Regions from separate parts of the Homo sapiens genome. Here region 2 is linked to region 1. The links are chromatin loops, found by intact Hi-C in ENCODE. Cell type or tissue: Calu3. All regions are shown on one strand. Links, peaks and the distances in the headings refer to the core of each region. The heading gives the core; the rest is flanking DNA.

What was found. Peaks named below come from ENCODE experiments on the same cell type or tissue, not always from the same donor. Only the 100,000 strongest peaks of a DNase experiment are listed, where the experiment ranks them.
Region 2: it touches region 1 in a loop (3-fold over the local background); 2 of 110 quality-filtered maps call a loop at or near these places.

Annotation. Positions count from the first base shown.
Region 1 is chr10:77,702,082-77,718,591 of GRCh38, forward strand. LOC105378372 (a long non-coding RNA gene) reads right to left here and starts at 8,607. Exons shown (of 2, transcript XR_001747510.2): 1 at 8,425-8,607; 2 at 353-1,037. RefSeq lists enhancers at 7,782-7,841, 8,212-8,401 and a silencer at 10,518-10,749. In Calu3, for the core only: a CTCF peak has its summit at 9,525 (motif pointing left); a DNase peak (open chromatin) is centred at 9,510.
Region 2 is chr10:77,961,546-77,978,055 of GRCh38, forward strand. POLR3A (RNA polymerase III subunit A) reads right to left here. Exons shown (of 31, transcript NM_007055.4): 31 at 13,604-16,081. The coding sequence ends at 15,933. Among named protein-coding and RNA genes, the nearest start is that of DLG5-AS1, 43 kb to the left of the region's middle. RefSeq lists enhancers at 9,563-10,073, 9,706-10,000. In Calu3, for the core only: a CTCF peak has its summit at 13,065 (motif pointing left); a DNase peak (open chromatin) is centred at 13,046.

The DNA.
Region 1 (16,510 bases), core at 4,890-12,889:
TGGTTTATTCTCTGACATAAAAGAAGTTGGAGATAGACAGGTTATGCTTGTGTGGCAGCTCCTTGAAACTATGAGAGGCTCAGGATCCTTCAGTCCTTCTATTCTGCCATCCTTAGAAGGTGGCTTCTACCCTCAAGGCTACATTATGGCTACTGGAGCTTCAGCCATCATGTCATGTCTGGGGATCCCAGAGAAGGGACACAATAGCTTTTACCAGGACTCCTACTGAGCCACGTCCCACTCCTATCTGTCAGGGAGCCTAGAAAAGAACTTTTTCTACTGGGCATGTGGCCAAGAGCCCTGTTACCACAGGAGAAGATGAGAATATACACTTGGCAGGCAATTCGCAGTCTTAGTCATGTAGAATATGACTCCATTTTTATTAAGTTGTACACTTACATGTGATTTTATGCAGTGTTACATTTGGAAGGATGTTTACCAATGTATTTGTGGTTTATCATCGGATAGGAGATCTCAGTTTACTTTTACTTACTTCTCTGAACTTTTCTACATTGAATTTTTTGATAGACATGGTCATCCTTTTTTTCTTTACCTTTAAACAACATGGGTTTGAACATGGTCATTCTTACAAAAACATTACAGATATGCTCATATTTTAAAAAGAGGTAAACTGGGAAAAAGAAAAATTAGAGACTTTGCAGTCAACAACCTGAGTTTAAATTCCACTCTGCAATATAATTTAGGCATATAACTTAATCTCTATGGACCTCAATTTCCACTGTATAACTAGGTTATAGCCTCCAACAGTATTAGAAGTAGAGGTCATATTTTCTTCTTTTGTTTTATATATCAAAATTTAGAAGTCCCATTTACTGGGAGTGTCTTCAGAGAGCACAACAGATATATGTCCCAATTCGGGCCCATGAGATACAAGGGTAGGTTTGGTGGATGCTTCGGGGAAACTGCTCCTCCTTCTCAAGAGTCTCTCTTACCGGGGTTGTTGTGAGAACCTATGAATCCTGAAGCCACCACAGCTCAAGCCTCAGGATGAAGCCAGCACCAGGAGAAGGACAGAGCTGAGAGACACACAGAGAAACCATAGTGTCAATGTGTCCAGTCTGGACTTTTCACTTATAGGACCCAATAAATCTCCTTTATTATTTAAGCCAGTGCTATGGTTTGAATGTTTGTCTCCCCCAAAATGCATGTTGAAATTTAATTGTAACAGTATTAAGAGGGGAGGCCTTTGAGAGGTGATTAGGCTGTGAGGGCTCTGCCCTCATGGGTGGAATTAATGTCCTTATGACAGGGCATATTTGGTCCCTTTTGTGTTTCTGTCTTGCCCTGTCTTTGTCCTCCCACCTTCTGCCATGTGGTCACACAGCAAGAAGGTCCTCGTCAGAGGCCAGCACCTTGATCTTGGACTTCCCAGCCTTCAGAACTATGAGCCAATAAATTTCTGTTCATTATAAATTATCCAGTCTCAGGTATTCTGTTAGAGCAGTGTAAAACAGACTAAGACAGCCAGTCTTGGTTTTGTTTTATTTTGCCTGTTTGCTGCAAGCATCCTAATCGCTATTCAGCTTAAAATTATGTAAAATTACTTTTATTTATATTATCTTATTTGATCCTGACAAAAAACCTCTCAAAGTGGTCAAGAGTTATAATAGCTGAGGAAATTGAGAGCCAGGATGTTGAATGCTCAACATCACATGATAGAAAAATGGTGACAAGGATGGGACTCAAACCCAAGTTTCCTTGGTCTGAGTTCAGTTTCCTTCTCATTGGGCCATAATGCCTGCAAGGATAGGCAAGCAGAAGGTGTTCTGATGACTGAAAAGGAGTTGTCCACACTACAGATGCACCATGGTCTGAATGTTTGTATCCTCCCCAAATACATATGCTGAAACTAATCCCTAATGTGGTGGTATGCGGCAATGAGGCCTTTGGTAGGTGGTTAGGTCATGAGGGTGGAGCCCTTCCAAATGGGATTAGTGCCCTTATAAAAGAGACCCCAGAAAGACCTCTTGCCCCTTCCACTATGTGAGGACACAGCCAGAAGGTGCCATCTATGAACCAGCAAGCAGGTCCTCACCAGACACCAGATCTGCCAGTGCCTTGATCTTAGACTTCCCAACCTCCAGAACTGTGAGGAATAAATTTATGCTGTTTATAAGCCACTCAGTCTATGGTATTTTGTTACATCAGTCTAAAGCCACCCTGGGATGTAGTCAAAGCTTTGGGGATGACATTAAAAGGGCGGTGCCCATGGCCTCCCGAAATCATACCAGGGGATCTTGGGCTTATCAGGCTAGTGGCACTCAAAACCAAGCACCCAACAGTTGGATTTTTATGGGGATTCCACCTGCTAAGTGGAATCCCTGGAGGGAGACACCTGGAGGAAACTAATGAGCTGTTTTCAGAGTGCATAGACCAAGGAGACTGGGAGTGAGTCTGGTGAGAACCCATTGAATATGGGCCTGAAGGTTGGCATTTGTAAATTAAACCTAAAAGCTAAAAAAAAAAAAAAAAAAAAAAAAAGGTCGAGAATACTTTGTGACTACTAGCAGCATCAGCATCCAACCTAGGATATCCTTTCCCCAAGCCACTCACTGACATTTGAAGTTCCAGAAGTTATGGTAATTCCTTCAACTTTACAATTGAGATGCAGCTCCTGTCTCACCCCTCACCACCCCTCGGGAGCAGGGAGCTACTCAACATTGATAGTCACTTATTCTTTATTATTACTGAGTTATTGCTCCTTTCCTAGAAGACAGGGAAGTGAGATTATTGTTGGCAGGGGGGCAGTGGGCAAGACAGGAAGGATCCCCAAAAGAAAGGGTGTTGTCAGCCGGGCGCGGTGGCTCACACCTGTAATCCCAGCACTTTGGGAGGCTGAGGCACGTGGATCACCTGAGTTTGAGACCAGCCTGGCCAACATGGAGAAACCCTGTCTCTACTAAAAATACAAAAATTAGCCGGGCATGGTGGCGGGCACCTGTAATCTCAGCTACTCAGGAGGCTGAGGCAGGAGAATCGCTTGAACCCGGGAGGCGGAGGTTGCAGTCAGCCGAGATAGCGCCATTGCACTCCAGCCTGGGGAACAAGAGCGAGACTTCATGTCAAAAAAAATAATAAAATAAAAACATAAAAATAAAAAAAGAAAGGGTGTTGTCACCATGACTTTGGGAACAGCTGCTCCCTGGATGTCCTTGGGCCTCCCTCTTGTCTGACCTGGCACAGGGCAATCACCACTGGACTGAAGAAGTGGCAAAGAAGCCCACTAAACCAGTCTGATGCTAGAAAGAATGAATCCTTCACCTCCCACAATTCCTCCCTAAGGCCTGCCGCCCAGAAAATAAACGCCAAAGGGAAGAAACATTTCCATTTCCGTCTATTGACCTCAGAGCCTCTTCCAACCCAATGTTTTGATGTCACTGCCTGTAGGTGGGCTGAGTCCTGCTATGACTGAGAGGGGCTGACCCTGAGCCAAAAGTGGAGGCCACAGCAGTTGACTTGCCTGCAGCTTTTTTGGGGACACTTAGGTTTCCCAAAGTTTATTAGGCAGAAGGACAGGAGGAACAAAACACAAACTGGCCAGCTTTTTGGGGAGAACAGTATGGTCAACGTAAAGTCAGGTGAACAATCCTAGCCACATCGGATCAATACAAGGGACAATAAAAAACCAAAAAATATCTCCTTACTTTGTGGAACACAATTCAGTGGAGTCTAACAGACCTGGTTTTGAATCAGGCTCTGGATGTAACCTAACAATGTAACCTCAGACACGCTACTTATGTTCTCTGTATACCAGATTCCTCATCTCTAAAGAGGAGGTGATGATAGCAAATGAGGAGAAACTGAAAGCTTTTCCTCTAAGATCTGGAACAAGACAAGGATGCCCACTTTCACCACTGTTATTCAACATAGTACTGGAAGTCTTAGCTAGAGCAATCAGACAAGAGAAAGAAAAAACAGGCATCCAAATTGGAAAAGAAGAAGTCAAATTATCATTATTTGCAGATGACATGATCTTATAGTCAGAAAAATCTAAAGACTCCACCAAAATACTATTACAACTGATTAGCAAATTCAGTAAAGTTGCAGGATACAAAATCAACATACAAAAATCAATAGCATTTCTATATGCCAACAGCAAACAATCTGAAAAAGAAGTTAAGAAAATCATCCCATTTACAATAGCGACAAATAATTAACCAAAGAAATAAAAGATCTGTACAGTGAAAACTATAAAACACTGATTAAAGAAATTGAAGAGGACACAAAAAAATGGAAAAATATTCCATGTTCATGGATTGGAAGAGTCAATATTACTAAAAGGTTCATACTACCCAAAGCAGTCTACAGACACAATGCAATCCCTATCAAAACACCAATGACATTCTTCACAGAAATAGAAAAACAATCTTAAAACTTACATGGAACCACAAAAGACACACAACAATCAAAGCTATCCTAAGCAAAAAGAACAAAACTGGAGGAATCACATTATCTGACTTCAAATTTTACTACAGAGCTATAGTAACCAAAACGGCATGGTACTGGCATCAAAACAGACACATAAACCAGTGGAACAGAATAGAGAACCCAGAAATAAATTCACATATCTACAGTGAACTCATTTTTGACAAAAGTGCCAAGAATATACATTGGGGAAAGGGCAGTCTCTTCAATAAATAGTGCTGGGAAAGGTGGATATCCATGTGCAGAAGAATGAAACTAGACCTCTAAGTCTCATCATATACAAAAGCAAATCAAAATGGATTAAAGACTTAAATCTATGACCTCAAACTATGAAACTACTAAAGGAAAACATTGGGGAAACTCTCCTGGACATTGTAATGGACAAAGATTTCTTGAGCAATACCCCACAAGCACAGGCAACCAAAGCGAAAATGGACAAATGGGATCACATCAAGTTAAAAAGATTCTGAGAAGGAAAGGAAACAATAAAGAAAGTGAAGAGACAACCCACAAAATGGGAGAAAATATTTTCAAACTACCCATCTGATAAGAGATTAGTAACCAGAATATATAAGGAGCTCAAACAACTTTATAGGAAAAAATAAAATAAAATAATCCAATTTGAAAATGGGCAAAAGATCTGAATAGACATTTTTCAAAAGAAGACATACAAATGGCAAACAGGCATATGAAAAGGTGCTCAACATCACTGATCATCAGAGAAATGCAAATGAAAACTATAATGAAATATCATCTCACACTAGTTAAAATGGCTTTTATCCAAAAGACAGGCAATAACAAATGCTGGCGAGGATGTGGAGAAAAGAGAACCCTTGTCCACTGTTGGTAGGAATATAAATTAGTACAACCACTATGGAGAACAGTCTGGAGGTTTCTCAAAAAACTAAAAATAGAGCTACCATATGATCCAGCAATCCCACTCCTAGGTATTTACCCAAAAGAAAGGATATCAGTATATCAAAGATCAGTATATCTGCACTCTCATGTTTACTGCAGCACTGTTTACAATAGTGAAAATTTGGAAATAGTCAAAATTCATCTGTTGTTCATCAACAGATGAATGGATAAAGAAAATGTACAGATACACAATGGAGTACCATTCAGCTACAAAAAAAGAATGAGATCCTATAATTTGCAACAACATGGATGGAACTGAAGGTCGTTATGTTAAGTGAAATAAGCCAGGCACAGAAAGACAAACATATGTTCTCACTTATGTGTGGGAGCTAAAAATTAAAACAATGAAACTCATGGACACAGAGAGTGGAAGGATAGTTACCAGAAGCTGGGAAAGGTAGTGGGGGAGTGAGGGGAAGTGGGGATGGTTAATAGACCCAAAAATATTATTAGAATGAATAAGACATAGTATTTGCTAGCACAATATGGTGGCTATAGTCAAAAATAATTTAATACATTTAAAAATAACTAAAAGATTATAATTGGATTGTAACACAAAAGATAAATGCTTGAGGTAATAAATACCCCATTCTCCATGCTGTGATTAGTATTCAGTTCATGCCTGTATCAAAATATCTCATGCAGCCCGTAAATATATAGACTTGCTATATACCAACAAAAATCAACAATCAAAAATTCATTAAAAAATAAATAAAAAGGAAGTGATTATAATGATGCTACCTCACAGAAATCTTAAATGAAATAATGCTCATAAAGTACTTAATACAGGGCCTGGCACACAATACATCGTATTCGTCCATTTTCACACTGCTATAAAGAAATACTGGAGACTGAGTAATTTATAAAGGAAAGAGGCTTAACTGACTCACAGTTCCACGTGGCTAGGGAGGCCTCAGGAAACTTACAATCATGGTGCAAGGCAAAGGGGAAGCAAGGTCCTTCACATGGCGGCAGGAGAGAGAAGAGTGAGGATTAGGGGGAAGAGTCCCTTATAAAACCATCAGATCTCATGAGAACTCACTCTATCACTACAACAGCATGGGGGAAACCGCCCCCATGATCCAATCAGCTCCCACCAGGTATCCCCCTAGGGATTATGGGGATTACAATTCAAGAAGACATTTGGGTAGGGACACAGCCAAACCATATTATACATGTTCATTAAACGGTGGCTCTTATTTTTGTCTTGGGTCAGAGAGAATGGAGGCAGATGGAAAATATTGCAAAGAGAAGAAAAGTATAAATTGTGGGGGCAATGGGGATGGCACTGGCATTTTTTTGAACTTTAATAATAACATTGCAAACCCAGTAAATGGTTACCAGACCTAAGTTTGAACAGGCAAGGTGTTTAATACAGCTTGTTGATTGGATTTACGGGTCCTTCCGGGCCTTTCATGGAGCTTGGGCCTGCTTTCTACCTTTATTGCTTCTGATGCCTAAGGCTAACTCCCCAGGGCAGCTTGACTCCCAACAGGGAAGTCTCATTTACCAAAAAGTCTCAGTGATTCTGTTTTCCCTGTCTTTTTTGCTTTTATTATTGTTTTTATTTTTTTAGAGACAAGATCTCGTTCTGTTGCCCAAGCCGGAGTACAGTGGTATGATCATAGCTCGCTGCAACCTTAAACTCCTGGGCTCAAAGGATCCTCCTGTCTCAGCCTCCTGAGTAGCTGAGAGTACAGGCACACACCACCACATCTGGCTAATTTTTAAATTTTCTGTAGAAATATGAGTCTCATGATGTTGCCCAGGCTGGTCTCTGACTCCTAGGTTCAAGCGATCCTCCCACCTTGGTCTCCCAAAGTGCTGGGATGACAAAGCCTCCATGCCCCACTGTCATGATGATTCCGAATCACCTCCAGCAAGGGACACCCTCTTCTTAGGGCTGAGAATAACTGCCAATGAGGAACCATGGATTTGGAGGCCCTTCAAGGGTCAGATCTTGGTTCCACCAGGTTCCCATCCTCACCTGTCATCAATAACCAGCACCTTGGTCTCCTTGTCCCCTGCCTTCAGCATCCCTGGCAGATTCCTGATGGTGACACTCCCAAGGCCACTTCACAGGATGGACCCTCATGGGTCATCTGGGCCAAACGCCTCCATGATAAAGCATAAGCACCAGAGAGGAGGTGGACTTGTCTAGGTTACACAGGAGGCCTGGGGTTGCTATTGGGCTCACCCAGGTCTAGGGAGCCCAGGACAGCAGTCATCACCACCCCACTCTCAGTAACACTGTGCTCTTCAGTATGTAGACAGCTCACATCTATGCCCCATGCATGATTTACAAATGTAAAGACCATGCACAGGAGCTGGCTTAGCAAAAATTGATAAGCAGCAGCCCTGGTTATCATTACTGTCACTGTCCTTGTATCTCATAGCTTCATACTACACCCAAGTCACCATAGGCATGGGCATCTTTGTTTTATAGTAGGAAACCAAGGTTCACACCTTAGCCTGCAGGACTTTGTAAAAACCCTGCTGTGGGTAAAGAGCCCAAAATGGCCAGCCCCTCAGCCTTTTGCTCCCAACCCCCAAGCCCTTTCTCCTCCAGGGCACTGCCTCCCACCCTCGTCTGGTCAGGGGAGGCCACCAGAGGAGGAGTACTGGCCTGGCAGGGAACACTGGCAGTCTCGGCCCTTCACCAAACAGCAGGGGAAAGGCAGCAAGCCCCGCCCCGGTGGCCCCAAGATATGGGTGCCAGGAACCCGTCATTCAGAGACCACAAATGAAGAAAGCAGGGAGGCCAGCCCAGCCAGGCACAGCTCACCCCACCCTGCTGGGAAAACCCATTGTGTTTCACCGGGCATCCTGGGGTGCTGTTGTGGGCCAAGAATGACACTTGCCTCACGCCATCAAAACCAGAAGGGTATCCTAAGGGGAGTAGGCTCGCCCCGCAGAGCCACACTAGATGGAAGCAAGGCGAGTAGCCAGGGCAGAGCCCACCCCCCGCACCTCCCTCCCCACAGCCTGTGTAGACACACAGGCCGGCAGAGTCACCGGGGCAGCAGGTAGGAAGGGCGGTTCAGGAAGCCAGGTACTTACCACAGGGGAGCATGGTCTCTTCAGCCTCACCCTCAGGTTCTCACCGTGGGCTCCACTGGGCATCCATAGGACCCTGCAGTTGTGGGCAAAACCGGGGAGACCCATACAGACATCGTTTTCCTGGGGAGAAAGAAAATTCGATTTCATCAGAGTCCTAACCCTGTGCATGCCTTGCACAGGGACAGACGGAAATAAGCTTCCTCCCTACCCAGGTCATGGGCCTCTGCACTCAGTGACAAAAATGGGAGAGCACAGAGCCAGCTCCCCACACCCGCTGAAAAAACAAGGAGTCCCTGAGGCCTCATGTTCAATCCCACCCCCACCCCCCTTTTTAAGCCCTGTCAACTCTTTCTCGCCTTCAGTCATCAGCTTAGGTGCCTCTTCCTCCAGGAAGCTCGCCTTCATCTTCCCGGGCTGGTTTAAGGGCACTTTCCGTGCCATGTGCTCAATTCCTTGTGTCCCCACTAAACCTCAGATCCCACAGGAGCAGTGGCGGTGTCTGCCGGGTTCTCGCTCTGTCTTCTGCTCTGCTAAGGTGCCTGGCACACCATGCTCTCGATCCCAGATGAGTGAATGAACTAATGAATGAATGAATAGCAGCACCACATCAGGCTGCTCTCACATAACCCACATGGCTAAGGAGAGGTCTACGTTTTATTTTTTAAGAAGGCAGAGCTCGAGGGGGCCTTGAAGTCACATCGCCGGCTGCTGAGTCTACGAACAGGGAAGCAGCCGCAGTCCCCGAAAGGACCCGTCCCAGCGAGCCAGGGCCTGGTTTTCCTTCCGCAGAAGGCGGAGGGACCGGAGCGGGCGCGGGCACCCCTGGGCTCTGAGGGGCGCGCTCTGAAGGGCGGCGGACTTCAGGGCCATGCTGGCTGTCCCCAGAAAGCAGGAGCCCGAAACCGCGGGGCCAACGAACGCCCACATTCTCTGCTACAACCTCGCCACTCCCCTGCGCCTCTCCCCTTGCCCCCTGCCCCCACAGGTAACGCCCAGAACGAGTGCTTCTCCCGGTGGGGTACTGAGGAGCCTGGGCTGCAGCTGCCGAGCCGCCACAGCCACGCTGAGCCCGGCCTGGCCTGCACACTGGCGCCACCGCCTGGCGGGGAGCGGGACTGACGCGCTCCTCTCCCTCTCCTCCAGCCCAGATCACGGAGGCGCGGAGCTCCATCTCCTGCCCTGGGCGAGGGGAGTGAGGGAGACAAAGACTTTGGGCACAACACCCACCACATAGAACCTATTCTCTAGTTGGGAAACAAGTCAAGGCAAAGGCGCACAGAGTGAAAGTCAGTGTGTGAGCAAACAAAACACCAGCCAGCAGAGGTTAAGCTTCTATGCAAACAGGCCTGCCTGACTCAGGGAGCAGGGGAGACTGAGGCAGATGAGAAGCTCCCGCCGAGGCCACCAGGATGCCCAGGCCTTGGGGCTCCAGGAAACGTGGTCTCCACGCTCAATCTCGGCTCAGCCTTCCCCAGAAGATGCCTCTAGCCGGACAGAGCTGGGTTTTAATCATGCCGCCTTCATAAGCCAGGTGCATGATCTCTGGCTAGTTAACTACAGGTGCATTTCCTTAACCTATTTAAAAAAGGGGTGGGGGGATGGTTAGGAACTCTTGCCTGGTTGTGTTGTTGTTACAATTAAATCATGAATATGGAGCATTTGATGCAGTGCTCAGAATAGAAGCTACTCTTAAAAGCAATCCACTCATAATAGGGAACGAAGGTTCTAGAATGGCTACTTTTTAAAACTATAAATCAGAACAGATTCAATATAAGAACATCACTCTCAATTCTTACTCACTTCCATTCTGGAGTAGCAGAGAAAGAAGCAGAGGGGCCACTGGCTGCAGAGGGAATGGCCCAGAGCTCACAGCCTGTCCTGGTTAAGTGGCAGCCATGGGGAGGCCCTAGAGAAATGTCACCAAGAACTGTGGAGACAGCAAGGAGTAAATGCTAGCACTGATTGTCTGCCAAATGCCATTCAATGAACTACATTCTTTACAAGCATTGACTCATTTACTTCTCACACCACCCCTACAAATAGGTGTCATTATCATCCCCATTATTTTAGAGATGAGAAAGCTGGGACATTCACAGATTGGGGACCCAGACCAAAGTCACACTGCATCTAAGCAGCAAAACTGAAATTGTAGCCAGGTGTTCTGGCTCCAGAGCCTCTGCTCCCAACCACCAGCCAATACCTGCCTCTCTGATCTGGGAGCTATATTCATTCCCACTTCTCAGGCGAGAAAACTGCTGTTCAGAGCGATGAACTCTTGCAAGGTCACACAGATAGTCACTGGCAGAGCTGTGATTTTTAGTCTTGAGCTTTCTCCCTAATTCAACTTGGGATAGAGAAAGTAAAAGCTGGCCAGGCGCGGTGGCTCACGCCTGTAATCCCAGTACTTTGGGAGGCCAAGGCGGGCGGATCACGAGGCCAGGAGATTGAGACCATCCTGGCTAACACGGTGAAACCCCGTCTCTACTAAAAATACAAAAAATTAGCCGGGCGTGGTGGCCGGCGCCTGTAGTCCCAGCTACTCGGGAGGCTGAGGCAGGAGAATGGCGGGAACCCAGGAGGCGGAGCTTGCAGTGAGCCGAGATAGCGCCACTGCAGTCTGGCCTGGGCGAAAGAGCAAGATTCCGTCTCAAAAAAAAAAAAAAAGAAAAGAAAAGAAAGTAAAAGCCAGCCCCTCTCCAGCCGTCAGAATTACAAAAGGTGAACCGGGGACCTGTTGGCAATCACATTTCCGACCGTGTAGCAGAAGCTGGTCTATGGTAAGAGACGATAAAACCACCACACAGAGAGAAGCAAAGATGAGGCTCCGCCAACAGAGTTCAAGTCCCAGTTCCGGCCATTCCTGAAATCCAGCTGCAACCTTCCCTTTCTAAAACTTGGTTGTTCAAATTCAGGGTTTGACTCCAGGTGTCAATAAAGCCCCACTGTGTCCCCAAGTTGTTACAAGTTGGGGAATAGTCAGTTGCAACCAAAATGTGCTCTGCCACAGAAGGTGACATATGGAAACAAGAGGCAGAAACCCAGAAGTCCAGAGGATCTGGAAAAATGAGAGGAAAGAGAAGCCGAGAGCAGCAGAAAGAACAAAGGGTGCAAAGCTATAAAGAGCCTTTTGCCCATCTTGCCAAACCATCAGCTCTCTCACTTGTCCCTGAGCTTGCTGCTTCTGCCCACAGACTGCTTCCCAAACAGCTGTGAAAATATCGTGAACTGGTGCTTTTGAACATTTCCTCTTCCAAATGCATGCAAGTTTCACAGCCCCCTGAGTCCCACACGTAGACAATCACTTATACCAATTCCTCCTTCCGATAAATGTTCATGCCAGCTAAAATAACTCCCCATCCTTCAGATCCCCCCACACCAAGTAGTCTCCCTAAGTGCGTGTTCTTCCTGCCCCCCACTCCCCCGCACCCCTCCAGCAGGGTGCTTCTGGAAAGGCAGATGGCATGAGTGGAGAGCTGACCCCCAGCTCAGTCTTCAGGAAGGCAGGGCTGTTGATGAGTCAGCGGGGTCTGCACTGAAGCATCTGGCCCAAATTACCAGGATGAAGACTTTTTCGGCAAATTGCTCACAGCCCAACAGGCAGCACTCCACGCAGACCACCCCAGCGCTGCTGTTAGTCACGCGTGCATTTTAATTTAGCTACAGAAGAGGAAGGAGCAAAGAGCACAGAATAATCCTCTCCTTAGAGAGGAAAATGGGACCTCGGGAGCTTGCATGGCTTCCCTCAGGTCACTCAGCCAGTCAGAAAAGAAGCGCTCAGCAGGGGCAGGCTCCCTGAGCGTGTCCTAATCCTAGTCCTCGCAGAACTCTGGTCATTCTGGGATCAGCATCTGCAGTGGTCACATTCCTCACCTTCCCCCTGCCTCCCACCACCGTCACTTGACTTTCTCTCAGAGCTCAAACTAGAAGGGATCTGGTTCAGTTCCATCAACCATTCATTCATTCACTCATCCATTCAAAGTGGCGAGGCTGGAAGGGGCCTTAGGGCTCATCTGGCCAAATCCTTCCCATCCGGTGTTCACTGGGCTGTTTGACTCTAAGCCACAAACATTGACTCTAGCTAACTGAAGCAAAAGAAGACTCAGAGTTTATTTAAAGTAAAAGAAGAAGCTCAAAGAATTGGAAAATTTTTTAAAAAGCTGAAGACTTGTGTCCTAATAGGACAGGCTCCAGGGACCTTAAAAGCATGAATTTAATGATCTATAGAGTGCATCTTCTAGCACTTTTCCACTGGTGTCTTCTGAGTGGGCTCGTTCATGAACAAAACGTTTTCCCCTTTCTCTCTCTCCCTTGCCTCACCCATGGCTGCTTCTAGGTGGTGTAGCAGGCAGGGAATGGGCAGGGAATGTAAAATAAAATACATGGCCTCTTGAGGGCTCATGCAGACAGATTGCTGGACCCTACAGAGTTCCTGATTCTGGGGTAGAACTCCAGAATTGTGCATTTTTAACAAGTTCCCAGGCGATGCCAATGTCGCTGTTCTGGGCACCATACTTTGAGAATCACCACTCTAAGGAAACTTCACTTAAGTTTTGTGTCACACTTAGCTGGGGAGCATGGGGCACGCTGAGAAATAGTCCCCACCACAACTGTACTCAGTGGGATCACCAAGTCCCACAAGGCTGAAATCAATGGGATTTTCAAATGAAAAACAGGATACTATGACTAAAAGAGAGGATAGATGTTAGGCAGGAAAAAACACAGAGGTACACTGTGCCCCTCCCCAGGTGACATTTGAATGTTCGTGACATCTCCACCAGGTGGCCCCCTGGCTTAGGCTTGAGTTCCTCCAGTGACAGAAGGCTCACCATTCCACCATACCCAATCTATTTGTGGATGCTCCGATAATTACTAAGTTCTGAGTCTTGTGACACAAGACTCAGAGTTACAATTCCCCTCTATGTAGCAACTCTTCAAATAATTGGGGGTAACTCTCAGGCTTCCTGGGGTCAGTGGGTTAAATCTCTCCAGCTACTTCTGCAGTTCTTCATGAGACATGTGGAGGATCCTCCTTGCAATCTTGAAGGAGCCCAAGATCTCTCTTTGTTGGGCAGGTGACACCTTTATTGCAAGCCTGGTATCTGACAGGCCCAGTGCTTCTTCTGGCAACACAGTAGCAAAAAAGGCAAACACTGTGCCTACTCTCATGGAGCATTAGTGAGTAATCAAAATGGAACTGTGTTCTACAGATAAGTTCTCTTCAGCATGCAACAGTGAGGCTATCACCTCCCTCATTCTAATTAACATGCTTCTATTAATGCAACCTGAGATGACATCAGGTTTCTCAGCAGCCACATCCTACCATTGACTTCTTACCATTCTTCAGAAATCTTTAGAAACATTTACAGTGCGCCCAACCCTATGCTGGATGTCACAGGAGTGCAACAGAAGCAAGAGGCCTGGTCTCAGCCTCTTTAGAAGCCACTGTTAGTCTCACTGAAATGTTGGTTAACTGGCAACTGGACAAGATCTTCAGGTCCCAAAGGAGATCCTCAAGGAGTCATCGTCACTGATTCCAAATCCAGGGTCTCATTAGGAGCACATGGACCCTCTGCATCAGCAGAGCCTCTACTGGGGGCCAGGCCTCCAGGCTGAGAAGTCTGGCCATTATATGTCTTGAACTTCCTCCAACTGCAGCAGACGGGGGCTCCCTGTGCCACCCCCTCTAAGGGGTTTCCTGAATGGTCAGCTCTAAGGCAGGAATCAGGAGAGAAGCTGAGAAGCATCAAAGAATAATGAGCTGGAAGGAGCCTTGGCAATCCCAAGTCCAACCTTCTCATTCCACAGAAGACCCTGGGCCCCAAGAAGTGAAGGGGTGGTTCGAGTGCCCACTGTTGACAGATGAATCCTAGGATCCAGCTCCTCTCTTGCCATGAAACCCCATTCCCTGCCCACCACACACCACCCAGAAACAGCCGTGAGTGAGGCAAGGGAGAGAGAAAAAAGCAGACACATTTTGCTCATGAACGAGCCCACTCAGGAGACACCGATGGAAAAGTGCTAGAAAATGCACTCTACAGATCATTAATCAATTGATGCAACTTAAGCAATATATCAGGGGGAAAAACCTTTGTTGCCAATAATGGAAGCGCCTAAGACAGAACATTCTTCAGTGCCGGCTGGGCAACAGAAACAGCAGGCGGCCATAACTCAAAGCCCAGAAAGCTTTTGTTTTTAAACTTGCAATGCCAAGGAGGTGAGACAAGGGAGCCAATTCTCAGGGAGACAGGCCATGCGGAGCCAAATGCGTTCAGGTGATATACTGATCAGATGGTCCAGATACAGTTATTCTCAGAGGAATGATGGCTCATTAACGAGCCAAGCTGTTGACCACAGCTCTCCAGGAGAAGGGAAATGAGGGCTACGTGTTTTCAAAACCAGAGCTACACTCGATGTGACACAAGAACTAGACATGCATGAGTGTGGAGAATCACAGTGAATGGAAGGAAGCAAGACCCTTCTCTCCCAGACACCTTGATGTTGTGGGTTAGCCTTCATTAGAATAGGACTGATTCCTGGATGGGTGACATCATGAGCTAACACGTGTGTGCTGCTTACTACTTGCCAGACACAGTTTGCTATAGTTGGGATGTTTTTGCTCCAAATCACATGTTGAAATTCGATCCCCAGGGCTGGTGGTGATGGGCCTGATGGGAGGTGTTTGGATCTTGGGAGTGGATCCCTCATGAATAGATTAATGCCCTCCCTGGGGGATGGTGGAGGGATAAGTGAGTTCTCACTCTGTTCTCGCAAGAGCTTTTTGTTTAGAGGAGTGTGGCACCTCCTCCCTCCTCTCTCTCTTCCTCTCACCAGCGATCTCTGCACCCATAGGCTCCCTTTCACCTTCCACCATGGGTGGAAGCAGCCTGGAGCTCTCACCAGGAGCAGATGCTGGTGCCATGCTTCCTGCACAGCCTGCCAAACTGTGAGCCCAATAAACCTCTTTTCTTTATAAGTTATCCGGCCTTGGGCTTTCCTTTATAGCAACAGAAATGGACTAAGACACTGTGCCAAGCACTTTGTAAATATTAACTCCTCACAATAACACTGGGTGTGCTATGACTACCCCATTTTACATATGAGTCAACTTTGTCACAGAGAGGCTGAGGAACTTATCCAAGGTCACACAGCTAGTAGCACAGCCAGGTTAGGATTGAATCCAAGTAGCTCAGTTAGGAATGCCTGACTTCGCTGCTGTACCACTAACAGCTAGAAGAATAAGGAGTTGCTGCTGATGCTCCCAGCGTGCCCCCATAAATATACAGACTACTCTAGTACTCTGGTCTTCTAACCTGCCATTTGGGACCTGCCTAAGCTTTCCAATTTGAGGTGCTGTTCTCTGATATCACAAGAAAGTACCTCTATAAATTCTGGCCATGATAATATCTTTTCTTCCACTTGTTGATTACAGATCTCTGATGTACAGCCAAACTGCATTATTTGAGTTTTCTTAGCATATATAGAATTGACACATTGATATAATGTGTAATGGCCATTTACTTTTTTCCCCCTTTTTTTTTACTTCCCCGTAATATAAAGAAGAGCTGCATTTGATCCTAAACTCGAGTGGCCACCTCTGTATACTAAATGAGCCCCAAGGATAATCTGCCCCATTCATCAACACTTTCTAGTTTGCACCATGTTGGTGACTAAGGGGACACCAGGGGAGCAGATATGATCTCTACTGGCAATGAATTCAGTCTCCTGGGAAGATTCGGTGCAAACGATAGTTGCAATAAAACATGGTGAGTGCTATTGTAGGACTGTGCCTAAATGCTTCAGGAACAAAAAGAAAGAGAACCCAGCTCTTGAGATAGCAGCAGAAAAAGAGGTTCAGCAGGGAGACGGGGTCAGATTGAACACAGCTAAGGAGGCTGTGCAGTGTTACAGGAGTTGTGGGGGGGCGGTCTCTGGAAGGATCTAGGTAGGGGGATATTTTAGTTAGGAAAACCACCCCACCCTTCTACATGCATGGAGGGCAGGCTAGAGGGCAGCAGTGCTGGGAGAAAGACAACTAAGTAGGAGATGACGGGGCCAGGCATGGTGACTCACGCCTGTAATCCTAGCA
Region 2 (16,510 bases), core at 8,511-16,510, 260 kb after region 1:
AAAGACGCACATTTTCCCTGGCAAAACTCCAGCTTGGACAGCAGAGTAGGGAGCACATTGGAGGCCCCACTCAGGTCCTTGGCATGGCTCCCTTGCACAAGGTACAGCCTACACTATTCTACATGACAGCCCTGAGGCAGGCATGGCTGGCAACCCAGCCTTACTGGTGAGAAAAGCGAAGCACAGAGGTGAGGAGTCTGCAAATTTTTTTTTAACTTTTTTTTTTTTTGAGACAGGGTCTTGCCTGTTGCTCAGGCTGGAGTACAGTGGCACCGTCGTGACTCGCTGCAGCCTCGGCCTCCCAGACTCAAGACATCCTCCCACCTCAGCCTTCGAAGTAGCTGGGACCATAGGCATGCACCACCACATCCTGTTAATTTTTTTTTTCTTTTTTTTTGAGGCAGAGTCTCACTCTGTTGTCCAGGCTGGAGTGTAGTGGTATGATCTTGGCTCACTGCAGCCTGTTTCCCAGGTTCAAGCAATTCTCCTGCCTCAGCCTCCTGAGTAGCTGGGATTACAGGCACGTGCCACCACACCTGGCTAATTTTTTTGTATTTTTAGTAGAGACAGGGTTTCACCATGTTGGCCAAGCTGGTCTTGAACTCCTGACCTCAAATTATCCATCTGCCTCAGCCTTCAAAAGTGCCGGGATTACAGGTGTGAGCCATCGCACCTGGCCTCACACCCTGTTAATTAAAAAAATTTTTTTTTTGTAGAGATGGGGTCTCCTTGGGTTGCCGAGGCTGGTCTCAAACTCCTAGGCTCAAGTTCTCCTCCCACCTGGGCCTCCCAAACTGCCGGGATTACAGGCATGAGCTCCTGCGCTGGGCCTAGAGTTTGCAAGTTTGAAGCCTAGGGAGCATGTAGCCGGCTTTCAAATGTAGATCTTATTTATATTCACATATGGTGAGGCCAGGAGATCAGGATCTGATTGCTATCGAAAGAATAATTGTTACTCACAGTTCCCAAGTAGAGAGGGCGGGTCATACCAGGCAGGGCCAGGAGTGGAGGCCTCAGGGTGGTCAGAAGGCAGAGTCAGGGAGGGGAAAATGTAGGCAGGAGCATTTGCTGTGTTTCTGAGGGAAGGAATGGTCGAGGCAGGGTAGGAAGCAGGCCTAGAATTGGCTACTGTGAATAATTTCAGTGGGCTTGTCAGTGGGGTGTAAGGGCTGGGGAATAGTGGCCTGGAGCGTGAGAACCCTGGAAGGGCCCTGTAAAGGGAATAGTTGGAAAATAGACTCTGGATTGGTTGGTTGGTATACAAAAGGCATGCTCACAAGTGAGTCCCTTACCATCTCTAGCCATGGGAGGGGCAGTTTCTCTAGGGTCAGCAAAGCCCCAAGATGTCAAACATCAGAATAAAGACATGCTTAATACAAAGACAAAGCCTAGGTTCTGAATCCCTTTGCCATCATTTTTTAACCCTTTCTCTGTCAGTGGCTTTCAAACCTTTGCATTTCTTTTCCTCTGGCAGGGCACCCCTTTTCCTAAGTGAAATCTTGAGGCAGCCCAGTCTGTTAAAGAACGCTGCTCTGGCAGAAGGGAATTGTGGGGAGGGACCCTATCACCTGGCACCAGTTCATTTTTATTTTTAATTTTTTTTTGAGAGACAGGGTCTCACTCTGTTGCTCAGACTAAAGTGCTGTGGTGTGATCATGGATCTCTGTGGCCTTGAGCTTCTGGGCTTGAACAATGCTCCCACCCCAGCCTCTCAAGTAGCTAGGACTACGTGTGCACACCACCATGCCTGACTACCCGTTCATTTTATTTTATTTTTTATTTTTATTTATTTATTTTTATTTTTTGAGATGGAGTCTCGCTCTGTCACCCAGGCTGGAGTGAGTGCAGTGGTGCAACCTTGGCTCACTGCAACCTCTGCCTCCCGAGTTCAAGTGATTCTCCTGCCTCAGTCTCCCGAGTAGCTGGGACTACAGGTGTGCGCCACCATACCTGGCTAATTTTTGTGTATTTTTAGTAGAGATGCGGTTTCAACCATATTGGCCAGACTGATCTTGAGCTCCTGACCTGTGAACCTCCTGCCTCAGCCTCCCAAAGTGCTGGGAGCCACTGCGCCCAGCCCCCGTTCATTTTAGAATCAGTCTTCAAGGCTGCCCCACGGAGAGTCTTCTGGTCCCCCTTAACAAGAGCAGAAAAGTAAAAGGATAGGCAGGGGCAGGGCACTTGGGGTGGCTACTCAGTGGTTATGTGGCCCTGGGTCAGTGCCATCCCTCTCTCCTTTTTAAACATCTTTATTGAGACATAATTCACATAGTATACAATTCACCCATTTAAATTGTACAATTCACTGGCTTTTAGCATATTTGCATAATTGTATATCTATCACCACAGTCAGTTTTAGAACATTTTCATCACCCTAAGAAGAAACTCCTTAGCTCAGGGGTCCCCAACTCCTGGGCCACAGACTGGTAAGAGTAATGGTCCACAGCCCAGCCTGTTAGGAACCTGGCCGCACAGCAGAAGGTGAGCAGTGGGCAAGCGAGTGAAGCTTCATCTGTGTTTACAGTCACTCTGCATTGCTCGTATTACCACCTGAGCTCCACCTCCTGTCAGATCAGCAGTGGCATTCAAGTCTCATAGAACCATGAACGCTATTGTGAACTGCGCATGCGAGGGATGTAGGTTGTGCCCCTTATGAAAATCTAATGCCTGATGATCTGAGGTGAAGCTGAGGCGGTGATGCTTGCCCTGGGGAGTGGCTGCAAATACAGATGAATGTTAGCAGAGAAGTTTGCCTGCACAGAGACCATCATAAATCAATTGCTTGCAGACCCATATCAAATCCCCATCAGTGAGTGGCAAGGGAAAATTAAGCTGAATCTGGTGGCAGGTTTTATGGTGGCAAGTGAGTCAATGTACTTCAGTTGCACAGCTGCCTTGAAAGTATCTTTGAGACAACTTCAAGTCTCTGTACGTTCTGGATTAAAGTCAAGGCAGAATGTCCTGAGACTGCCAGAAAAACACTGAAAAGCCTGCTTCCGTTTCCAACATCCTATCCTTGTGAAGCAGGGTTTTCCTCAGTGAACCAAAATGAGATTATGGAGTAGACTGGGCATAAGCAACACACTTAGGGTATCCCTGTCTCCCAAACCCCCTAGATGGGACCGTCTAGTTGCAGGAAAACAAGCTCAGGGCTCCCACTGATTCTACATTATGGTGAGTTGTATAATTATTTCATTATATATTACAATGTAATAATAATATAAATAAAGTGCACAATAAACTGTTATGCACTTGAATCATCTGGAAACTACCTCCCATCCTCCAGCAGTCTGTGGAAAAATTGTCTTCCATGAAACCAGTCCCTGGTGCAAAAAGGTTGGAGACCACTGCCTTAGCTGTTCTCTCACCCTGATTTCTCCTCTCCCCCAACCCTAGGCAACCAATAATCTACTCTCTGTTGCTTTCAATTTCCCTATTCTGGACATTCCATATGAATGGAATCATTTACTATGTGATCCTGTGTGGTCTTCTATGACTGGCTTCATTCACATAGTATGTTTTCAGAGTTCATCCATGTTGTAGCATGTATCAGAACTTCATTCCTTTCTATGATTGAATAATATTTCGTTGTATGGACAGATCACATTTTGTTTATCCATTCATCAGTTGATAGACTTTTGGGGAGATTCCATTTTTGGGTACTACGGATAATGCTGCTATGGACATTTTCGTGCCAGCTTTCGTGTGGAGGTATATTTTCATTTGTCTTGGGTGTCTACTAGCTAAGAGAGGAATGGCCGGGTCATGTGGTGTCCATATGTTTAATTTTTTGAGGAACTGCCAAACTGTGTCTCAAAGTGGCTGCCCCATTTGACATTCCTACCAGCAGTGTAGGAGGGTTCTGATTTCTCCACATCCTTGCAAATACTTGTAATTGTTCATCTTTTTATTCCAGCCATCCCAGTGGCCGTGAGGAGGTATCTCATTGTGTGTGGGTGTTTTCTTTTTGAGACAGAATTTCACTCTTGTCACCCAGGATGGAGTGCAATGATGCAATCTTGACTCACTGAGATTACAAGTGTAAGCCACCGCGCCCGGCATCAGCCATGTGTTTTTCAAAAAAAATTTCTTTTTTCTATTCTGTTTTTTGAGACAGGCTCTCTGTTGCCCAGGTTGGAGTGCAGTGGCACGATCTCGGCTCACTGCAGCCTTGACCTCCCAGGCACTGATCCTCCTACCTCAGCCTCCCAAGTAGGTGGAACTACAGGTGTGCACCACCACGCCTGGCTAATTTTTAATAGAGACAGGGTTTCACCATGTTGTCCAGGCTGAAATTTTTATTTTTTGTTTTTTGAGACAGGGTCTTATTCTGTCACCCAGACTGGAGTGCAATCTTGGCTTACTGCAACCTCCACCTCTCGGGTTCAAGTTATTCTCCTGCTTCAGCCTCCCGAGTAGCTGAGACTACAGGTGCACACCACTACACCCAGCGAATTTTTTTATTTGAAAAAAATGTTTAAAAAAAATTTTTAGGCCAGGCTCAGTGGCTCACAGCTCTAATCCCAGCGCTTTGGGAGGCCGAGGCAGGTGGATCACGAGGTCAAGAGATCGAGACCATCCTGGCCAATATGATGAAAACCCGTCTTCACTAAAAATACAAAAATTAGCTGGGTGTGGTGGCGCACGCCTGTAGTCCCAGCTACCCGGGAGGCCGAGGCAGGAGAATTGCTTGAACCTGGGAGGCGGAGGTTGCAAAGAGCTGAGATCGTGCCACTGCACTCCAGCCTGGTGACAGAGTGAGAATCTGTCTCAAAAAAAAAAAAAATTTTTTTTTAAAGAGGGTCTCCCTCTGTTGCCTAGGCTGGTGGTGCAGTGGCACAATCTTAGCTCACTGTAACCTCAAACTCCTGGGCTCAAGTGATCCCCCTGCCTCAGCCTCCCAAAGTGCTGGGATAACAGGTGGGAACCACCTTGCCTGGCTCCAGTGTGGTTTTGATGCACACTTTCCTGGTGGCTCACCTTCCCTGCTTCTCTTATACTCTCTGCAAAGGGAGAATCCAGAGGTTTCTCAAGTTCCCTGAGGGGTGCTGTCACGCCCCTTTCCTCCCTGTCACCACACTCCCTACTCCCCACCCCCCACCTACAGCTGTGATTCTCCATGGTGCTGAGAGGAACCCTTCGTGAACTCAGGATGTCAAGCTAGAGAGACCTTCATCTTCATCCAGTCCAAACTGCTAAACTATCTGACAGGTGAGGAAACTGAGGCCCAGAGGGATGTGGGTTACTTAATTAATGGTGCCTGGCATGTTAGTGGCAGAGCTGGGTTGAGACCAGAGAATCCATGCTTGCACAGGGGACAAGGAGCTCTGGGTTTGATTCTAGACTGTCGCCATGACTGTGCCCTCCCTCCCTCCCTCCCTCCCTCCCTCCCTTCCTTCCTTCCTTTTCTTCCCTTTCTTTCCTTTCTTCTTTCGAGACAGGGTCACACTCTGTCACCCAGGCTGAAGTGCAGTGTTGAGATTATGGTTCACTGCAGCCTTGACCTCCTGGGCTCGAGTAATCTTCCCAGCTCAGCTTCCTGAGTAGTCGGGATTATAGGTGTGCACCACCTCCAGCTAATTTTTAAATATTTTTGTAGAGACAGGGTCTCACTCTGTTGCTCAGGCTTATCTTGAACTCCTGGGCTCCAGTGATCCTCCCGCCTTGGCCTTCCAAAGTGCTGGGATTACAGGCATGAGCCGCCACTGCCGGCCTTGTGGGCCACTTTCTGAACCTTTCTGAACAGCAGTTTCCTCATCCATATAATGGAGATGATACCTACCCTATGGGGTTGTTTTGAGCATATAAAATATTTAATATAGTAAGTAAATAACTTATTTAATTTTGGAATAATTACTATTTAAGTGCCTATGATAAAAGAAAGTCAAATAGTACAAAGGAGTATAACGTGAAAAAGAAACCTCTTTCTCCAACCCCGTCCTGGGGGCCACCATTACCACCAGACTCTTGTCTTTTCTGTCAGATCTCTTCTATGGATATAATGGAAGTTATTTATCACATGGGACCTTAGAGTTGGAGATCATTAACTTGCCTGCTTTTCTAAGCTGGTCTTTCCCACTTTGCCCCTTCAACCCCCCTTCTTGTGGCAGCACACAAACCGTGGGCCTCCCTTATTTGTCCAGCTCCCCCTTCCCAAGCCCCCTCCACCTGGTAATGATTTCCTAGAGCGTCTCCCAGGGGTCTCCATGGGGACGTTTCCTGCTCCAATCTCCATGGCAACTCTTCAGGTTGCCATGGTGACACTTAAGCGATTATTTGGAGACCCTTAAATAAATCACCCGTGGTGGTATATGCTAGACGTGTTTGGCTCTGGCTCTTGTGTTTGGGGCCAGGGTTGGGGCCCAGGCCCGAAGGCAGAAAATGTGGGGAGGTGGGAGATGGTGGTCAGAGCCCGATGCCCTTGGTCTGGCCCTGTGAGGGGCCCTCTTTGGGCAAAATTGGAATTGAGCCTTTTGTGAAGTGGTGGGAGGACAACAGGCAGTTATGCTTGTGCAGTCCTTAAATAGGGAGACCCTGCAGCCAGCAGGACATCTTAACTCTGATCAGGATGGGGGCAACTTGGAGCTATGCAGTAACCAAGCAGGGATTCCACTCCAGGCCTGCTGGGCTCCAAGGCCCTCACTCCTCCTTGACGTCAAATTCTAAAAGGGAATTTAAGATGGAATCCACTCCTTCATATATTCATTTATTTGACCGATGTGTTTAAAGTGGCTACTATGTGCCAGGCACTGTGTGCTAAGCATTGGGAATACAGCAGTGAATTAAAAAACAAAACCCCTGTCCTCATGGAGCTTATATTCGACCAGCGAGAGGCAGACAATTAGCAAAACAAAACATCCATGGCCGGGCGCAGTGCTTCATGCCTGTAATTCCAGCATTTTGGGATGCCAAGGTGGGTGGATCACCTGAGGTCAGGAGTTCGAGACCAGCCTGGCCAACATGGTGAAACCCCATTTCTACTAAAAATACCAAAATTAGCCGGGCATGGTGGTGTGTGCCTGTAATCTCAGCTACTTAGGAGGCTGAGGCAGGAGAATCATTTGAACCCAGGAGGCAGAGGTTGCAGTGAGCTGAGATCATGCCATTGCACTCCAGCCTGGGCAAAAAGAACAAAACTGTCCCCCCTCTCCCCATCCCCCCTCCAAAATGCAAAAAAAAAAAAACCACCCAGGTTAGACAGTAGTTTCAGTATTAGGGAAGGGGCCTAGAGAACAGCAGGGTAAGCTGTGGCACACACTGACACCAGGGCCGGGTTGGGGGGGGGTCCCAGGCACCGTCTTGGGGCTCAGCTTCAGGTCCCAGGACAATTCCTGAAAGGTAAGAGGGTGAGGTATGGAAGGAGCTAGCCAATACTTGAGACTCCATCAGCAGTGACCAGCTCCCTCCGCGTGTTCTGCCTAAGCGATGTACAAAGCTTTCCAGCTTCTAGATGCCTCACGGATGCTTGGAAGCAGAAATGCATGGCTGAGACTTTAATCTCCACTATATAGACTGGGAAACAGATGCAGAAGGGAGGCAGCCTGCCGAAGGCAATGCCGCTAATGGCAGGCAGAAAGGTGGCTAGAACTGGAGTCATGGCTATCCCAGTCCAGGTCCATTTCTGCCAGACCAGTGGATTTATCACCAGATCTGCAAATTCATACTTCCCTGAGTGCTGTCTTACTGAATAAGTAGCTTATCTTGTACATGAGGAAGATCATGTTGTCTATGGGGAGAGATTGTGATTTACCTGTAACACCAGTGTCAGGTGATTATACCATGCTCCCTGACTCGGAGCTTTACTGCAGGCCACTCGGGTCAGGCCTGTTCCTCGGTGGTGGAACAGACTGCAAGGTACAAGAACAGGCTTCTTCTAGCCTCCGACTTCCCCAGCCCACTGGCACTCCTCCCAGAAATGAAGTTTGGAAGCACAGGCCTACTTAAGGCCTGGACAACCCAAAAAGCTTCCTGAGAAGGTGATGAGACTCGGGTCTGGATACACTGGGCTCTCTTCATGTTTTTTCCCTTTCCTTTCTTTTTCTTTTTTTTCCCCCTGAAACAGGGTCTTCTTCTGTCACCCAGGCTGGAGTGCATTGGCGCAATTTTGGCTCACCGCAGCCTCTGCCTCCCAGGTCCAAGCGATTCTCATGCTTCAGCCTCCCGAGTAGCTGGGACTACAGGCACATGCCACCATGCCTGGCTAATTTTTGTATCTTTAGTAGAGATGGGGTGTCACCATGTTGGCCAGGCTGATCTCGAACTCCTGACCTCAAGTGATCCATCTACCTCGGCCTCCCAAGTGCTGGGATGCTGGGATTATGGGTGTGAGCCACTGCACTTGGCCTTTTCTTTTTTAAAAAAATTAGATCCATATTTTTAGGACGAGTTCATTTGGCTGGTGAGTTGTTCCATACTCCTTGGCAGATTCCAGCTTCCATGACTACCATCCTGCTTCTCTTTTCTGAGTGTGGACTATCCACCTTCATACAGGTCTCAGGGTTGGGGCCAGGCTAGCAGGAAATAGAAAATCATTTCTGGTTAGCCTAAGCCCCAGGAAGCATTTACTGGAAAGTTCTTGGAGAGTAAATGGAGGAGCTGAATGGCCAACCCCTAGGCTATGTGGCTACTGAGCATGTGAAACTCGCTATGTGCTAAGTGTAAAATAGACACTGGAATTGGAAAACTTAGTATGAAAATAAGAGTGTAAAATATCTCAGTCATTTTTATATTGATTACATGTTGAAATGACATTTTGGGTACGTTGGGTTAAATAAAATGCATTGTTAAAATTAATTTCTCATTTTTTCTCCCTAGGCTCAGGTGATCCTCCCACCTCAGCCTCCCAAGTAGCTGGGATTACAAGTGCGTGCCACCATGCCTGGATAATGTTTTGTATTCTTTGTAAAGACAGGGTTTTGACATGTTGCTCAGGATGGTCTCAAACTCCTGGATTCAAGCAGTACTCCTGCCTCAGCCTCCCAAAGTGCTGGGATTACAGACGTGAGCTACCATACCTGGCCAATACTAGATTTAAAATTACATATGGGCCAGGAGTGGTGGCTCACACCTGTAATCCCAGTACTTTGGGAGGCCGAGGTGGGTGGATCACGTGAGGTCAGGAGTTCAAGACCAGTCTGACCAATATGGTGAAACCCCATCTCTACTAAAAATATGAAAAAATTAGCTGGGCATAGTGGCGTGTGCCTGTACTGCCAGCTACTTGGGTGGCTGAGACAGGAAAATTGCTTGAACCCAGGAGGTGGAGGTTGCAGTGAGCCAAGACTGCGCCACTGCACTCTAGCCTGGGCAACAGATCAAGACTCCATCTCAAAAACAAAAACAAAAACAAATTACATATGACTTACATAATTACTGTCATCTATATTACTATATACTACAGTACTGCTGGACAGTGCTGTGACTAGATTAATTCCACAAGGAAAAGAGCCATAGGAATATTGCTCATCATTCTAAACCCAGGACCTGGTATTGGCGCCAGGATATAGTAGGGGGTCAAAAAAGTGTTATTTGTTGAATGAATGTTTGACAGTCACATTTTCCATCAGCCCTGAAACATTTTAAACAGCCTGCAAAGGGAATGTGATCTAATTTAAATGTCAGTTTATATATTTAAAACAAAACAAAACAAAAAAACCCCACCGTAACTCAAGCATGAAATTTGCAAGAAGGGGAAAGGAAAAGGGAGAATGAAGGGATCAGGGTCTCAGTCTCTTTTTTCTGAGGGATTAGGGGGATATTCTGACCTTTGTCAAGCCAAAAAAGAAAAAAAGAAAGGTCCTGCCCATCAGAGGCAGAGATACGATCATCCTCCACTTCCTGTGGCCCTCCCCCTCTTTCTTTGCTAACAGAGGCGTCTATTTTTAGCTAGGCACATGGCCACCCAGAGTCCAAACATTTTCCAGCCTCTCTGGAGCTGGGTTTGGCTACGTAAGTTCTGGCTCATGGGATGTAAACAGAAGTGTCAAGTAACTTTTGGGAACTTTCCTTAAAGGGAAGTGCTATGTCTCTTTCCCCTTCTCCTGGCTGGAATGCCTAGAACCTCAGCAGCCACATTGAACCATGAGGAATGGTGGAGGGGTGGTGTAGCAGAAGGCTGGGAGGGGCCTGGGTCCCTCCCCGACAACTTGGTGAACTGTCGTATCAGCCTTGGAATGCCTACTGTGGACTTTTCATGTCAGAAAAGAAAATCCTATGTATTTCAGGCTTGTTGACTTGCATTTTTTGGTCACCTTGTCCTAACTGGTGACTGGTGCCTACCAGCCTTACGTTGCTATCACTGGAAGGGACCACTCAACTACCTTGAGAACACTCAAGTACCTTCCCGGACAGGGTCTGCTCCAAGATGACTGGATTTCTTTACCATCAGCTGTTGATTTATTTTTTTGAGACAGGGTCTCACTGTGTTGCCCAGGCCGGAATGCAGTGGATCTTGGCTCACTGCAGCCTCCACCTCCTGGGCTCAATTGATCCTCCCACCTCAGCTGGGACCACAGATGTGAGCCATGATGCCCAGTTAATTTTTTTGTATTTTTTGTAGAGATGGGGTTTTGCCATGTTGCCCAGGCTGCTAGGTATTGATTAAAAAAAAAAACAAAAACTGGCAAGACCTTCAGAAGGTACAAAATTAGAAAGGTACAATAGAACAGAGTGAAGCCTGGGCAACATGGTGAAACCCCATCTCTACCAAAAAAAAAAAAAAAAAAAAAGAAAGAAAAATTAGCTGGGCAATGTGCCTGTAGTCCTACTCGCTCTGGAGGCTGAGATGGGAAGGACTGCTTGAGCCTGGGAGGTGAAGAGGTTGCAGCGACCCGAGATCATCACGCCACTCTACTCCAGCCTGGGCGACAGAGCATGAACCTGTCTGGGAAAACAAACAAACAAAAAACATAGGGTCACTTCCTACCTCTGTCCTTGTCATACCCATTTTCTGTTCCATTCTTCTTCTTCTTCTTTTTTTTTTTTTTTTAACAGGGTCTCACTCTGTTACCCATACTGAAGTACAGTGGCGTGATCTTGGCTCATCACAACCTCTGCCTCCCAGGATCAAGTGATTCTCCTGCCTCAGCCTCCTGAGTAGCTGGGATTACAGGTGTGTACCACTAGTACCCGGCTAATTTTTGTATTTTTAGTAGAGACGGGGTTTCACCATGTTGGCCAGGCTGGTCTTAAACTCCTGACCTCAAATGATCCACCAGCCTCAGCCTCCCAAAGTGTTGGGATTATAGGCATGAGCCACTGTGCCCGGCCCTAATATATTCTTTTAAAGAGAGAGAAAAATGTTAAGTTCTCCCTTATGGGATACCTTCTTACATAATCTAAATACATAGCTGTTGTCAACATCCATACCTCTACAAAAAAACCTGCCTGTCTGAATTATTCTGGTCTTACTACCTGTGACTCTAAAATGAGATCACGCTTACCTTATGGCCTGCATTAAAGTGTTCAAGCCCTCAACCACACAGTGGCCACATCCATCCCCTTCCCGAACCCTTCTCCCCCCCCATGTAAAATACTTCCCACGACCTACTGATTGAGCAGACAGCTGGGTAGTCATTATGTCTAGGGAGGCTGGATCCCAAGTCCACCAAGCTCCACTTAGGGTCAAATAAAGAGAGCCAGGGGATTGGTTTTTAGTTGTGAATTCACAGACCATGTTTTTCAGTAAAAAAAAAAGTCACTGTATTAATAATTGCAAACATTTAATGTGTATTATGTGCCAGGCACTGTACTAAGACCTTTTTATGTGTAATCACGTTTAAAACTCACAATGACCCAATGAGTCAAACACTACTAAACAGTATTCCTAGCTTATAAATGAGTAAAGTGAGGCAAGGAGAGGTTAAGTAATTTGTTCATGTGCACCAGATGGAAAGGGAGAATTGACGCTGGGCATGGCGGCTCACGCCTGTAATCCCAGCACTTTGAGAGGATTGCTTGAGCCCAGGTGTTCGAGACCAGCTGGGCAACATATAGCAAGACCTGTCTCTATTTAAAATAAAAAAAAAAATTATAAAAATAAAAAAAAGAAAGGGGGAGTTGGGATTTAAATCCTGACACTGATTGTAGAACTCAGGCTCTTAACAAGATGACCCTGACCAGATGGTAAGCTCCATTCATGCAGGGACCTTCCCCAAGGGCCTAGTGCACTGCCTGGCACAGAGCAGAAGTGTAGCAAATATTAATGGATTCAAATGTTCACACGCTAACACTGCCAGTAGGTTGAGGAAAGGATGGTGGCAACGTTTCCCAGTGACTGCAGGCTTGTGTCCTCGCTCAGGGCACACTCCCCAGAATCCAAGCCTAAGGTAAGGAGGCCAAATTAGTGTCATGAGAGGCCCTGTGGGAGGGGTTGGAACCAGAGGGCTGCAGCCACAGAAGGACCTTTCTTTACCCTGGTGGGCCTGATGTGCCCACGGGAGCACAATCCCTTGATCTGCAGCTTCCACCCCAGAGTGTGCTGGACACACTTCTGCACACTGAACCTGAGCCTTTTTGCTTCACCCGCTTCTGTGGAATTCCTTTTAGATGTATTAACATCTTTTTTTTTTTTTTTTTTTTTTTTTCTGAGATGGAGTCTCGCTCTGTCTCCCAGGCTGGAGTGCAATGGTGTGATCTCGGCTCACTGCAACCTCTGTCTCCTTGGTTCAAGCAATTCTCCTACCTCAGCCTCCCCAGTAGCTGGGATTACAGGCACGTGCCACCACACCCAGCTAATTTTTCTATTTTTAGTAGAGACGGGGTTTCACCATGTTGGCCAGGCTGGTCTCCAACTCCTGACCTCAGGTGATCCACTCGCCTCGGCCTCCCAAAGTGCTGGAATTACAGGCGTGAACCACCGTGCCTGGCCAGATGTATTAACATCTGATTCACCTATTGTGTTTACTGCTGCACCCCTAATACCTAGAACAGTGCCTTGGAAGTAGCAAGCCTTAAATCTTTGTTGAATGAATAAAAGTTAAGCTATGCACCTGATCCTGGCCAGACGGCCCTTCAGACTCCAGACTTGAGTCCTTTCAGCGCCTCCTACTGGGACTGGATTAGCTGCATCTCAGAGGGCACTTTATTTCCTACATTTCTAAGTCACAGGGGTGGGGGTAACTGGGGCATTCACTGTTGACCTCCAGCACCCGAAGAGGTGAGCTCCTGACGGGGGTTGGTTCTCATTCTAGGAGTTAGAACTCATACAAGGCCAACGTCCTTTTTCACAACCCATAAGGATGATTCTGCTATAGTTTTAGGTAACGCAAATATTTCCTCTCTTGGGTTTTGGCTGAAAAATAAAGAGGTCTGCCAACAGACAGCAAAAATCAAGAAAAGTAAACATACAATGCCAGGTTCAATCAGACATGAATCAATGGGAATACACATGGATAAACCCTGAAATAGAAACACGGCACCATAGTTTAACTGACACATATATATACTGAAGGACTCCAGAATGTCTCTCCCACCCCTAAAGTGCTGAACACTGCAGGGAGCTGTAACTGAGTCAGGAGCTATTTTAATCTCCCTTGTAAAAAAGACGTAAAAATGGCAAAGAACTGGACAGAATGCTAGTCAAGAATTTGTAACTATTCATGGATGAGATGGAATTCACACGTATTTTTATTTCTTCCAAGCAGGTACAGAGACTCAAATGTAACCCTTTGAGCTCTCATGCTTGAGGATGTGCTGCTACCTGGCCTTTGAGCTCTGTGCTGGCATAAAGCCCAAGGCCTGGGCAGGGCAGATGATCAAAGTAGGGAGAATTTTAACACCAGTCATGGGACACAGTGGGGAGCACAAACAGTAGGGTTTACCAGGCAATGCTGTTGATGTTGATAGTCCTAGCAAGGCTGGCAGTTCCAGGAGGAGGACCAGCACCTCCAGGACGTATGACTTCCCCCCCTACCCATGGGTGATGTGATCCTTCACATAACCATTCTGCTCCAAGGTCTGCCTTGTTCTCAAGTGCTATACGCTGATTCGCACCCATCACAATCACACACGTCTCACACAGACTCCAGACCCTGCAGCGCCCAACTGAGTACTCACTCACGCAAGGTGAGGCTCCTTGGCGGTGCCATCTTTATTATTCCCAGCCACAAGTTATAGCCACAACCTCTCTTCCATTTAAAGTGTGCGTCACCCGCAGAAGACAACAGGTGCCGGAGTTCACTCCTATGATTCAATTCTACCCTCCCCTGGCCTTTGCACGGATCCCAGTGGTCCTGGCTCGGATCAGGCCTACAGCTTACTTCCCAGGCATGCTTCCAGGAAGGCAGTTGGGGTGGGGGGTACCCCTTTATGGCTCTTCCCAGGTTACATGAGAACTGGTGATCTCGGTGGGGTCTCAAGTAGAAGCCCTGAATTAGTGTTCATTAACAAACTTAATCCTTTGTCCTAAACCAGGCTCTAGCTCAATTCAAAGATAAAGGGGGGTTAAACATTAAGAAAAATGGCATTTTTTTTCCACATCACTGATACCCCAAGAGAAGTTAATAGGTCTACCTTGTAGATGCAGGGAAATCAAAAGGTCAAACTATAATTTTTTATAAAAACTAATTTTTTTTTACGCTTAATTTTTTTCTTTTTTTTTTTTGAGACAAGGTCTTGCTTTGTTGCCCAGGCTGGAGTGTAGTGGCACGATCTTGGCTCACTACAACCTCCACCTCCCAGGCTCAAGTGAACCTTCCACCTCAGCCTTACCAATAGCAGGTACTACAGGCATGGGCCACCATGCCTGGCTAATTTTTGTATTCTCTGTAGAGACGGGGTTTCGTCATGTTGCCCAGGCTGCTCTCGAACTCCTGGGCTCAAGTGATCTGCCCCCCTCGGCCTCCCAAAGTGCTGGGATTATAGGTATGAGCCACAGCACCCAGCCCAAACTACAAATTTTAATAGAATTTTAAACCCAACCACTGGCCAAAAATCACTCGGTCACGAATTCCTAATCCACAATCACATCAGTAGGAAGGGAAAGCACTCATTCTAACACAGATCCAAGAACCAATGGCTACCCCGGGTACCTTAACAGCATCAACTCAGAACTTAAAAAATCAACTAGAGATCATCCAAGGAACGTAAGTATAATTCTACAAAAAACCATCTCATCCCCATTGCAGCAGGCCCCAAACTCCAGTGAGGCTTCCATAGGCCATGGAGAATGGGTTTGGCTCTTGTCACAGGGTAGAGCCCCATGATAGGGGTCTGAGGTAGATGAAAACAACAGGGTAGCCAGGGGCATCTATAGAAGATGTTACAGAGCTGCCTGGGCCTCATGACAGTTGCACCTCAGTTACAAATCCCAGACGGCTCTATTTGCTTAAACCAGTTTTTCCAGTGACGCTTACATGCTGACTTTCTTGGTTTCTATAGATGCTTGGTTTCAAAAATAAAACTAAAATAACAAAAATTCCAAATCCCTCAAATGGAACAAATAAATAATAGTAACAATATTTACATAAGTATGTCACATTGAGAGATTCCAGCATGACCAAGGAATGGAAAATCCAAGAATGTGCCCTGGCCTGTGTGGGGCTCAGGCCTGGCTCATCGTCAGGTGTGAAGACACCATGGGGAGCCGATGGATGTATGCAGTGAGCTGGGATGGACCATGACACCTGGCTGGGCTTTAAGTCCAGGGAAGCAGTGTGTGCACGAGCTGTGGGGCCGTCTATAGATTAGGTTTCAAGCAAGCAAACAATAAAACCCTCAGCTCTCCCGAGCAGCGTGGCACAGTCAGGGTCACTGGTGTGAGCTGCACCCTATCAGAGGAGAAGCTGCTCCTGGGGATGCCAAGAGGGCTTCTCTGATTGCTGGCATAGGTGGGGACCTCAGGACCCCCGTCCCAGGGAGCACAAAACTCTTTATACATCAGCTGGAGACAGGACAAGGAGTCAAGGTCAGGCATGGTCCCCTCTTTCTTTGGACTATGTGACAAGGGGGATGTGGAATTCATTTGTGTCGAAGATCAGGGGCCTCTTGGGAGGGTTCGGGTCCCTGTCAGCCTTGTGAAGCAGCTTGAAGAGCCCGGTTCCAATGTTCATTGGGATTCCCATGATGATGCACTCAGACACCCCTGAAACCAACCAGAATGAACATCAGAGAGCCTCTAAACACAAGGTACATTTTCACGAAGAAAGACTATTGGCTTAAGTGTCAGAAAATTAGGATGTGAGTCCCAGCGCCACTCCACATCAACTGAACTTTGGCAAATCCCTTTCCTTCCCATCTAAAAAGGGTGGCTGTGGAGTGCAGACAGGGGGATTCTGCACTTTCAGGGAAGGGCAGGGCTTGCTCACAGCCCAGGAGCTTGTTGGAGACAGAGTCAGCTCCTCCAGTTCTCCTCTCCCACCTGAGCCAAAGGCACCCTGGGAGGGCCCTGCCTTTGAGAACACAACTTAGCAAGAATACTGAAGGATGCTTAGGAAACTCTAAGTTTGCCACCCAGTGCTTCCTTAACTTAGAGCCTCCAAGAAAAGCAAACAACTGGGACAGTAGTGAGCAG